Regions from separate parts of the Homo sapiens genome. Here region 1 is linked to region 2. The links are chromatin contacts, found by Hi-C in ENCODE. All regions are on one chromosome and are shown on one strand. The core of a region is the stretch at or near the end of the contact, and the rest is flanking DNA. Distances in the headings are between cores, read along the strand shown.

Region 1 (4,156 bases), core at 1,256-3,755, 55 kb after region 2:
TTCCAAAGGAAAGTGATGGTTCAAAGCCTAGATGCCTTCACATTGTCATTTCTTCCATTCTCTTCTTCCCAACATTTCATCCTTAAAGCCAACAAAATTAATTTAGCTGAAATGAGAGGTCTGAAGATCATCAAAACTTTTAATAAGCATACCAAAACTTATATTTGAATCAGCTATCCTTATCACTGTTTCAAATTACCATCCATTCCAGAAATCCTCAAATGGCTTGAACCGCACATATAAACAAAAAATCCCTATTAGAAAAATATGGAACTTCTAAAGCTGTGCGGATTAAAGGTCACTAAGGGTCTCCCATGCAGCTACAGGAATATCCTCTTAAGAGCACGTCTTAGCAAATAAAATACAAAGTGAGTGTAAGGAGTTCTTAAGTTCTTCTTCAGAAAACACAAGAAGTAAAATTGTTCAGGCGTGATCATTTTTTACTTTTTATTTTATTTTATTTTTTTGAGATGGAGTTTCACTCTTGTTGCCCAGGCTAGAGTGCAATGGCACAATCTCTGTTCACTGCAACTTCCGCCTCCCGGGTTCAAGCGATTCTCCTGCCTCAGGCTTCCAAGTAGTTGGGATTACAGCTGTGGGCCACCACATCCAGCTAATTTTTTGTATTTTTAGTAGAGACGGGGTTTCACCATGTTGGCCAGCTGGTCTCGAACTCCTGACCTCAGGCGATCCACCCACCTCGGCCTCCCAAAGTGCTGGGATTACAGGCTTGAGCCATCGCGCCCAGCCGTGAACACTTTTTAAAGGTTCTGCAGGATTCAAACTTCCCAAATGCTGCAGGTGTTGACAGCAAGGAAGCAGGGCGAGCTCTGGAGGCCAGCTCTGGGAATTCAACCGGGCTCACACCTACAGTCCCTGGGAACAATCTGCAGCCCCAGTTTCTCCTCTGTAAGGCGAGTTGACCACGGCGCCACAGCACAAGGCTGCACTAGGATTCAATTAACCCAGTGCTCACAACCTGTTTGGTCCAGAGAAAGTCGTTTTTATTGCTAGGAAGGAAAGAGCCTCTTCTCGAAGGCAGAATTCCTCCAGTTTATATCAATCACCTACGAAGTGAGCTTATTCAATTTACTGACTCAAACTCAATTCATATTACTAAGTGCTTAACTAACTAATTCTCAAACTACAAACCGTAAAAGCACTACTGGGGGCGGGTGGGGGAGGCAGGGCAGGGGTGAGCCTCCCCAAAAGGAGCTAAGCAAAATTAGAGCTTTTCTTAACCACCTGGTTAAAACGAAAATATTGATCTTGGCAGACATGTTAAGTGCACGTTTCGTTCCCCGCCCCTTCTCCCAAAAGTGCCTCCAAATAAAAAACTAGTTTCTTCAGAGAACCAAGCATCTAATCATCACTCAGAGGTCTGAACATCCAGCATCCTAAGAACAAAGTGTCCACAGGTTCCCACCAGAACAAACCAGTTCAATGCATTGCTCGGAGGAAAAAGCAAGTTAACTCAAGCACACAATTACCTGTAGTTGCATATTATACGTAAGTGTACTCTTTCCTGCTCACGCCTGGCTACCTGCCTACTCTAACACAACAACTTCCGTTTTTAAAGTGTCAACTTGTTTACTTGGAGGAGCCGCCGCCTGCCGGACACAGCACGTTTGGGAGCCTCTCTTTCCACTGTAGGCTCGTAACTGCAGACTACTCCCGAACAACAAGACCACGGCGGCTGCTCCATCATTTTGCCAGCTTCTATGTTTCCATATTTTAACAATGTTGGGAAAACTAAATCACATGTTAAGACCAAGCAATTGATCAGTTCGTTGCAGAGGCTGCTTGAGGAACTTTCTGCAGCCTGGACCTGAGGCTTCTCAATCTAATAAACCTCAGACAGGACAACCAGACGGGGGTGTCCCCATAGGAAAGAGAACCCGACTCTGGTGGAGTGTCCCACCTCTTAGGGGCTGTGACTCCGCGCCTTATGAAAAGGCACTTTCAACGGGCAGGCTGGAGAAGAGTCCTCTCTAACAGGAAAAATAACTCCAAGTCCGCAGTGTTTAGGAAAAAGAACCAAGTGCTTGGGGAAGGCTGGCTGCCCGCGGAGAGGCGCTGCGTCCGGAGCGCTGGCCCAGGGGAGGCGGCGCGGGCCCTACCTGCGTTCCTGAGCTTCTTGTTCCGATACACCGACAGGATGACCAGGAGGTTGCCCAGGATGTCCACCACGATGGTGAAGATGAGGACGCAGGCCAGGGCGGACGCCAGCCACGAGGGCCGCGCGCCGTCCCCGCGGAGCACGGGCTGGGAGGCGTTGGGCAGCGCGCTGCCGTTGCCCTGCATGGTCCCTGTGCGCGTCCCGGCCGCGGGGCCATCGCCCGCCTCGTCCGCCCGCCCGACCACTTGTTAAGGCTCCGCCCGGCGCTCCCCGCGCCCACGCCCCATCCCGCGCGCTCCTCCACGCCGCGCCCCCGGACGCCCACGCCGCGCCGGACGCCACGGCCAGGTGACACCTGGTGTCCGCCGCGAGCCCGCTTGGATTCCCCGCCCGCAGCTCGAACCCCGCACCACGGGCCGACAGCGCCCCGGTGCGGGAAGCCGGGCCCAGCCGCCGCGCCCTGGGGACGGTGTCCCAGAGGCCTCTCCTCGTGGGCGCACGGCGAGGCCGTTCATTGTGTTTCCTCTCTGGGATGGGACTTTTCACCCAGCAGGGCCAGGCTGCCTGGGATCAAATGCGAAATGGGATTGGGGCGAGTTCACCAGCTGTGTGCCCCACCGCCCTTATCTTCCTTATCTGCAAAATGGGAATAAGATACTATCTCACCTGTTAGCCTCATAATTAGTAAAATGTGAAAAAACCAAGGACTGTCTTCCGTTGTGTATTGCACCGCTTAAGATGGTGCTAGATGTTTCCGATAATGAAATGACATTTTCAAAGAAAAAAGTAAAACTCAATATTTGCAGATGATAAAAATGTATGTACTTCTGTAAGTACCAGTAAAAATGAGAAAGAAAGCACACTTAGGTGGATCGGATACATGGCAGCAATGTAAAAGTGCTAGGAAATGGCCTAACCAGTTGTGTGCAGTGAGGAAAAAACTTTATGAAAACCATGAAAGGAAATTTAAATAAACGGAGAGACAAACAGTGTTCCTAGCTTCGAAGCCTGAAATTTTCATTTTCCTCATATACTTTATGCCAGACCAAGAAAAATATCAAATAACCTAAAGTTTCTTTGAAAGAGTAAAAAGAAAGTGTAGGAAAAGGATTTGAATAAGATGAATAGGAGAGAAGTATGACCTACCAGTATCAAAATGTTCATTAAAAATTACAATTAAGTGGCGCCTGGGATTACAGGCACGGTGGCTCACGCCTGCAATCCCAGCACTTTGGGAGGCCGAGGTGGGCGGATTACCTGAGGTCAGGAGTTCAAGACCAGCCTAGCCAACATGGTGAAACCCCGTCTCTACTAAAAATACAAAAATTAGCCGGGCGTGGTGGCACAGGCCTATAATCCCAGCTATTCGGGAGGCTGAGGCAGGAGAATTGCTTGAGCCCGGGAGGCGGAGATTGCAGTGAGCCGAGATCGTGCCACTGCACTCCAGTCTGGCAGACAGAGCAAGACTCTGTCTCAAAAAAAAAAAAAAAAAAATTACAATAAGTATGCCAGGCACGGCTGCTCACACCTGTAACCCCAGCACTTTGGAAGGCTGAGGCAGGTGGATCACCTGAGGTCAGGAGTTTGAGGCTGGCCTGGCCAACATGGTGAAACCTCGTCTCTACTAAAAACACAAAAATTAGCCAAGTATTGTGGTGGGCGCCTGTAATCTCAGGAGCCTGAGGCAGGAGAATCGCTTGAACCCGGGAGGCAGAGATTGTAGTGAGCTGAGATCACGCCACTGCGCTCCAGCCTGGGCCAAAAAGAATGAGACTCCGTTTCAAAAAAAAAAAAAAAACTAAAACAGTATTGAGCTCATAAACAATTTGAAAAAGCATATAAAATAAAGATTTTATAAAGTGAACAGTTCAAATCAGTAGGGCTGGGATAGATCACGAAAACAAAAATGCATTTAAAGAAAATGTAGGTAAATATACATATCACTTGAGGTAGAGAAGCACTCTGTAAGCCTGGAAAAAAGACAGACAGGAAATAATCCTAACCATAGAAAAGGTAGCAGCTGCCATGGACAGCGTG
Region 2 (4,111 bases), core at 636-3,135:
ACAGAACATGGTCCCTTTCAGAAGGGAGTGTCTTTGTTCTGCATAGCTCCTGTCCTGATGGTGTGGGCACCTCTGAGTGGTCTCTCCATTGTGCTGGACCTGGTTGCTGTAACTAACAATGGGTGGCTCTCCTGGTCTGAAATCTAAAGAGCATGTTAGTCACCTGCAAGCCTGCTCTTATTTAAAAGAGCTGGTTCACCTCCTTTTTTACATCGTCAAATTAGATCCCCTCAGAGAAATGCCAGAATGTTCAGTTGACACATTAACGCTGAATTAAAACTAGCTACAATTTCCAACTTGCAGATGGTGGTGAGACCAAAGGTAATAACAATGAATTTGTCATTCAGCCACAAGGGATTGATGCAGCCAATTAAGGCTACTCTCTGCCCATGAGATTCTGCTCAGGTTTTCTACTCCATCGTGACTAGGGGAGATCACCGGAAGGGATGATTTCTTCCACTTACATCACACAGAACTCCTGCAAAGGGGTTTTCACTCCACAAACACTTGTGATGGCTCTTATTATGTTCCAGACACTGCTTGAAGCCCTCTACAACTATTAACTCATCTAATCCTCCCAACAACGCTTAATGGTGAGTTCTATTACTCCGATCACTTAAGAGGAAACCTGGATGCTAAGTAACTTGTCCAAGGTCACACAGCTAGTGAATGGCACAGCTGGGATGTGAACACAAGCGCTGTGACTTCAGAATCCAGGCTCGCCCTGACTTTGCTACACCACTCCTGTGCCCGAGATAAAGCTGGGTTTCCAATCTCCGCATCGTTCACATTTAGGGCCAAGTAATTATTTGTTGTTGGAGGCTATTCTATACATTGTAGTGTCCCTGGCCTCTACCCACTGGGTCCCTGGAGTAACCCTCCCTCCCCTGAGCTGTGAAAACCAAAAATGTCTTCAGATACTGCCAAATATCTCTTTGGGGACAAAATCATCTCGTTGAGATATCATTCTCTATGTCTATCATAGAAATAGAATGACTAAAAAGAAGAAATAATAGAAAAATGTGGCATTACTAAAAACAATCGTAGTATGTCCGTCTCTGTACATTTTGAGATAGAATTATTAGGAAATATCTCAAAACAGTCCTCTCTTTTTTTGAGACGGAGTCTCTCTCTGCTGCCCAGACTGGAGTGCAATGGCACCATCTCGCCTCACCGCAACCTCCCCCTCCTGGGTTCAAGCGATTCTCGTGCCTCAGCCTCCCGAGTCGCTGGTATTACAGGCACCCACCACCACGCCCGGCTAATTTTTTGTATTTTTTAGTAGAGATGGGGTTTCGCCAAGTTGGCCAGGCTGGTCTTGAACTCCTGACCTCAGGTGATCCACCTGCCTTGGCCTCCCAAAGTGCTGGGATTACAGGCGTGAGCCACTGCGCCCAGGCTCAAAATAGTCCTTCTTTTAGCTTTTATGTTATCTCTCCTTCCTAGCTTTTTTTTTTTTTTTTTTTTTTTTTTTTGGCTTAGGCAGCTAGGAAGCCCAGAGCTCTATCTTCACCTGAAGCCACGAGCATTTGAGGAATTATGTGCTCAATATTGTTAGATGCCGCATATGCACAGAAATAGAGGAAGTTACACGGGTTTCAGCCTCGTTGAAGAAAAGCATCGACAGGGAAATTAGAATCAGTCAAGCAGCCAGAACATATGTAAATGTTACCTTATGCGGCCTGTGGGAATGAAGCACAACAGGACACGTGGGCGCGGTAGTGAGCAGGGCCGGCTCTACTGAGGAGGTCGGTGAGCAGAGTCCGCAGCGGAAAAGGCGAAGGCGACGTGACGTCCAGCAAGCTCGCCATGTTGAGAAGGTAACACGGCGAAGCCCCGCCCAGCTGGGATGGAAGGCGCCGTTGGAAGGAACGTGAGGCACAGTTGGAAGCAGGCAACGGTGGGCGTTGCAGGCTCGTGAACAAGAACAGGAAGCGTGCTCGCTTCGGCAGCGCATGGACTAACATTGGAACGGTACAGGGAAGATCAGCAGGGCCCCTGTGCCAGGACGGCACGCGAATTCCTGAAGTGTTCCAAATAAATAAATGAGTAAGAACAGGAAGTGGTACTGGGCGTTTCAGGAATAATAACGAGCAGCGGGGAACCAGGGCTCTGCGGGGCTCATGGCGAGTTATGGAAGCTGTTACGAATCTGCCTTATGGTGAGGAAGACAGAGATCGAGGTGTTGGCAGTGAAATGGAAAGTAAGGGGTGATTAAGGGAAAATATTTGAAATTGAAGAATTGACAGGGATCCATGGTTTGTTAGACATTGAAAATAATAACAAATGTGGTAGGCTGCTTCTCAGTGAGCTCCCACTATCCCCTTTCTCCTGGGAGCCACACTGCAGTGGAAGCTCTTCCCCCAGTGTGGGCTAGACCTAGTGACTCATTTCTAATGAACAGAATATGGCAGAGTAAGGGGTCACTCTTACAAAAGAATGTGGCTTCCATCTTGGGTGTGAGTGGCCTCCGGGGAGACCCGCATAACAATGAAATGATGTCCCTGGACCAGCCAGAGAGGACCAGAGGACTGTCAGCAGTCCCATGAGCGAGCCTGGATGTGAATGCGTCCCCTGATCCCCGACGTTCAGCTGTGAGATGGCCGCAGCACTGGCCACAGCCTTGACTGCAGCCTTGTAGAGAACCTGGGCCAGAGGATGCTGCTAAGCCACGCCTGGACTCCTGAGCCACAGGGACTGTGAATGGATCAAAGTGTGCTGTTTGAAGCCACTAAATCCAGGGGGCATTAGTTACACAGCAATGGAGAAAAAGTACAACAAGCTTACAAGACAAAAAATAACTTTTATCTCAAACATAGGACACCAGTTTATTCAGTTTACATATTTGGAGATATGGTTTTTCTGAAAATTAACCAAAGGGGGAATGAATAAAGAAAAAGAAACATCAAGGCAAGGAAAGGAAGAGAGCCCACATCTAATAGAGGAAATGTCGTTGCCCTTTTAGTACAGAAGACAGAGATCTCTCTTCCATGGGTAATGGCTCTCCTGTGTTAGCCATCTACTTGCTGTCCCCAGCATTATGCAGCGACATATAACTGGACTATGTTCAGAAAATTAAAATGACATATTCAAGGTAAATATCTAGGAACATTTCAGCCCTTAGGAAGTAGAAGAAATACCTCCTGTTACAATCTCCATATTTTCTAATAGATAATGCAACTCATTCTGCTACACATCAGCTAGTTAACTAGCAACACTTTTTCCAGTGCTGACCAGTGCAGGAGTTCTTTGAAAGAATTACTTGTTTCAAAGAGGTCGAAGTGCAGAGTACAATGGTGATTGCCAGGAGTTGGAGGCATGGGGCATGGGGAGAGGTTGGTCAAAGGGAGGATAGTCTCAGTCAGATAAGATGAGTGTGTTCTGAAGATCTATGTATGAGACGGTGCTGTCAATAATAATGTATTATTGTATACTTGAAATTGTTAAGAGACAAATGTTCTCACCACAAGAAAAACCAATAACTATGTAGGTGATGGATGTTAATTACTTTGACTGTGGTAACCGTTTCACAGTGCGTGCATATATCAAAACTTCCCATTGTGCGCTGTAAATATACACAATCTTTATATCTCGATAAAGCTAGGATGGGAGAAGGAAACACTTATAAATCACAGCACACTTGAAGGAAAGAGGAACAGACACCTATTTCAACATGTAAGATCACAACAGAAAGAAGAATGTGAGTTCCATGAAGGCAGGCATTTGCCTTGTTCTCGTCATAGTCCCAGGCCCTGGCGCGTGTTAGATGGTCCCTAGTGATGAGGTGAGTATAATTAATAATGGAGACTAATACCCAGGGTCCTTAACTATATGCACAAAGCAAACACACTTTATCCTCTATGTAATTCTATATTAATTAGCACTCTTAGTTTATAAGCTTACTAACCATGTCTTGATGAGTGATTCTGTTATCCAAACTTTCAAGCCCATTGCCAGAAACCAAAGCTATTGGTCAGTGTGTTAGTGGTCTCCAGGGAAACAGGAGCAATGGGATGCACGTGGTGGGTAATTTCACATGTCAGCTTGGCTGCACCAGGATGCTCAGATATTTGGTCAAATGTTATTCTGGATATTCCTGTGAGGGTGTTTT

The links. Hi-C counts contacts between places; a loop is a spot of excess contacts on that map.
Region 1: a loop to region 2 is called in a map of endothelial cell of hepatic sinusoid, with 7 times the contacts of the local background. The contact joins the promoter of MTNR1A here to the promoter of F11-AS1 in region 2. A Hi-C loop is called at or near these places in 3 of 168 maps with a recorded cell type or tissue (GM12878, endothelial cell of hepatic sinusoid and mesothelial cell of epicardium).

What each region holds. Positions count from the first base shown.
Region 1 is chr4:186,553,062-186,557,217 of GRCh38, forward strand. It overlaps MTNR1A (melatonin receptor 1A), which reads right to left and starts at 2,506. Exons shown (of 2, transcript NM_005958.4): 1 at 2,121-2,506. The coding sequence starts at 2,304.
Region 2 is chr4:186,499,173-186,503,283 of GRCh38, forward strand. It overlaps F11-AS1 (F11 antisense RNA 1), which reads right to left and starts at 1,886. Exons shown (of 4, transcript NR_033900.1): 1 at 1,673-1,886. It also overlaps the pseudogene RNU6-1055P.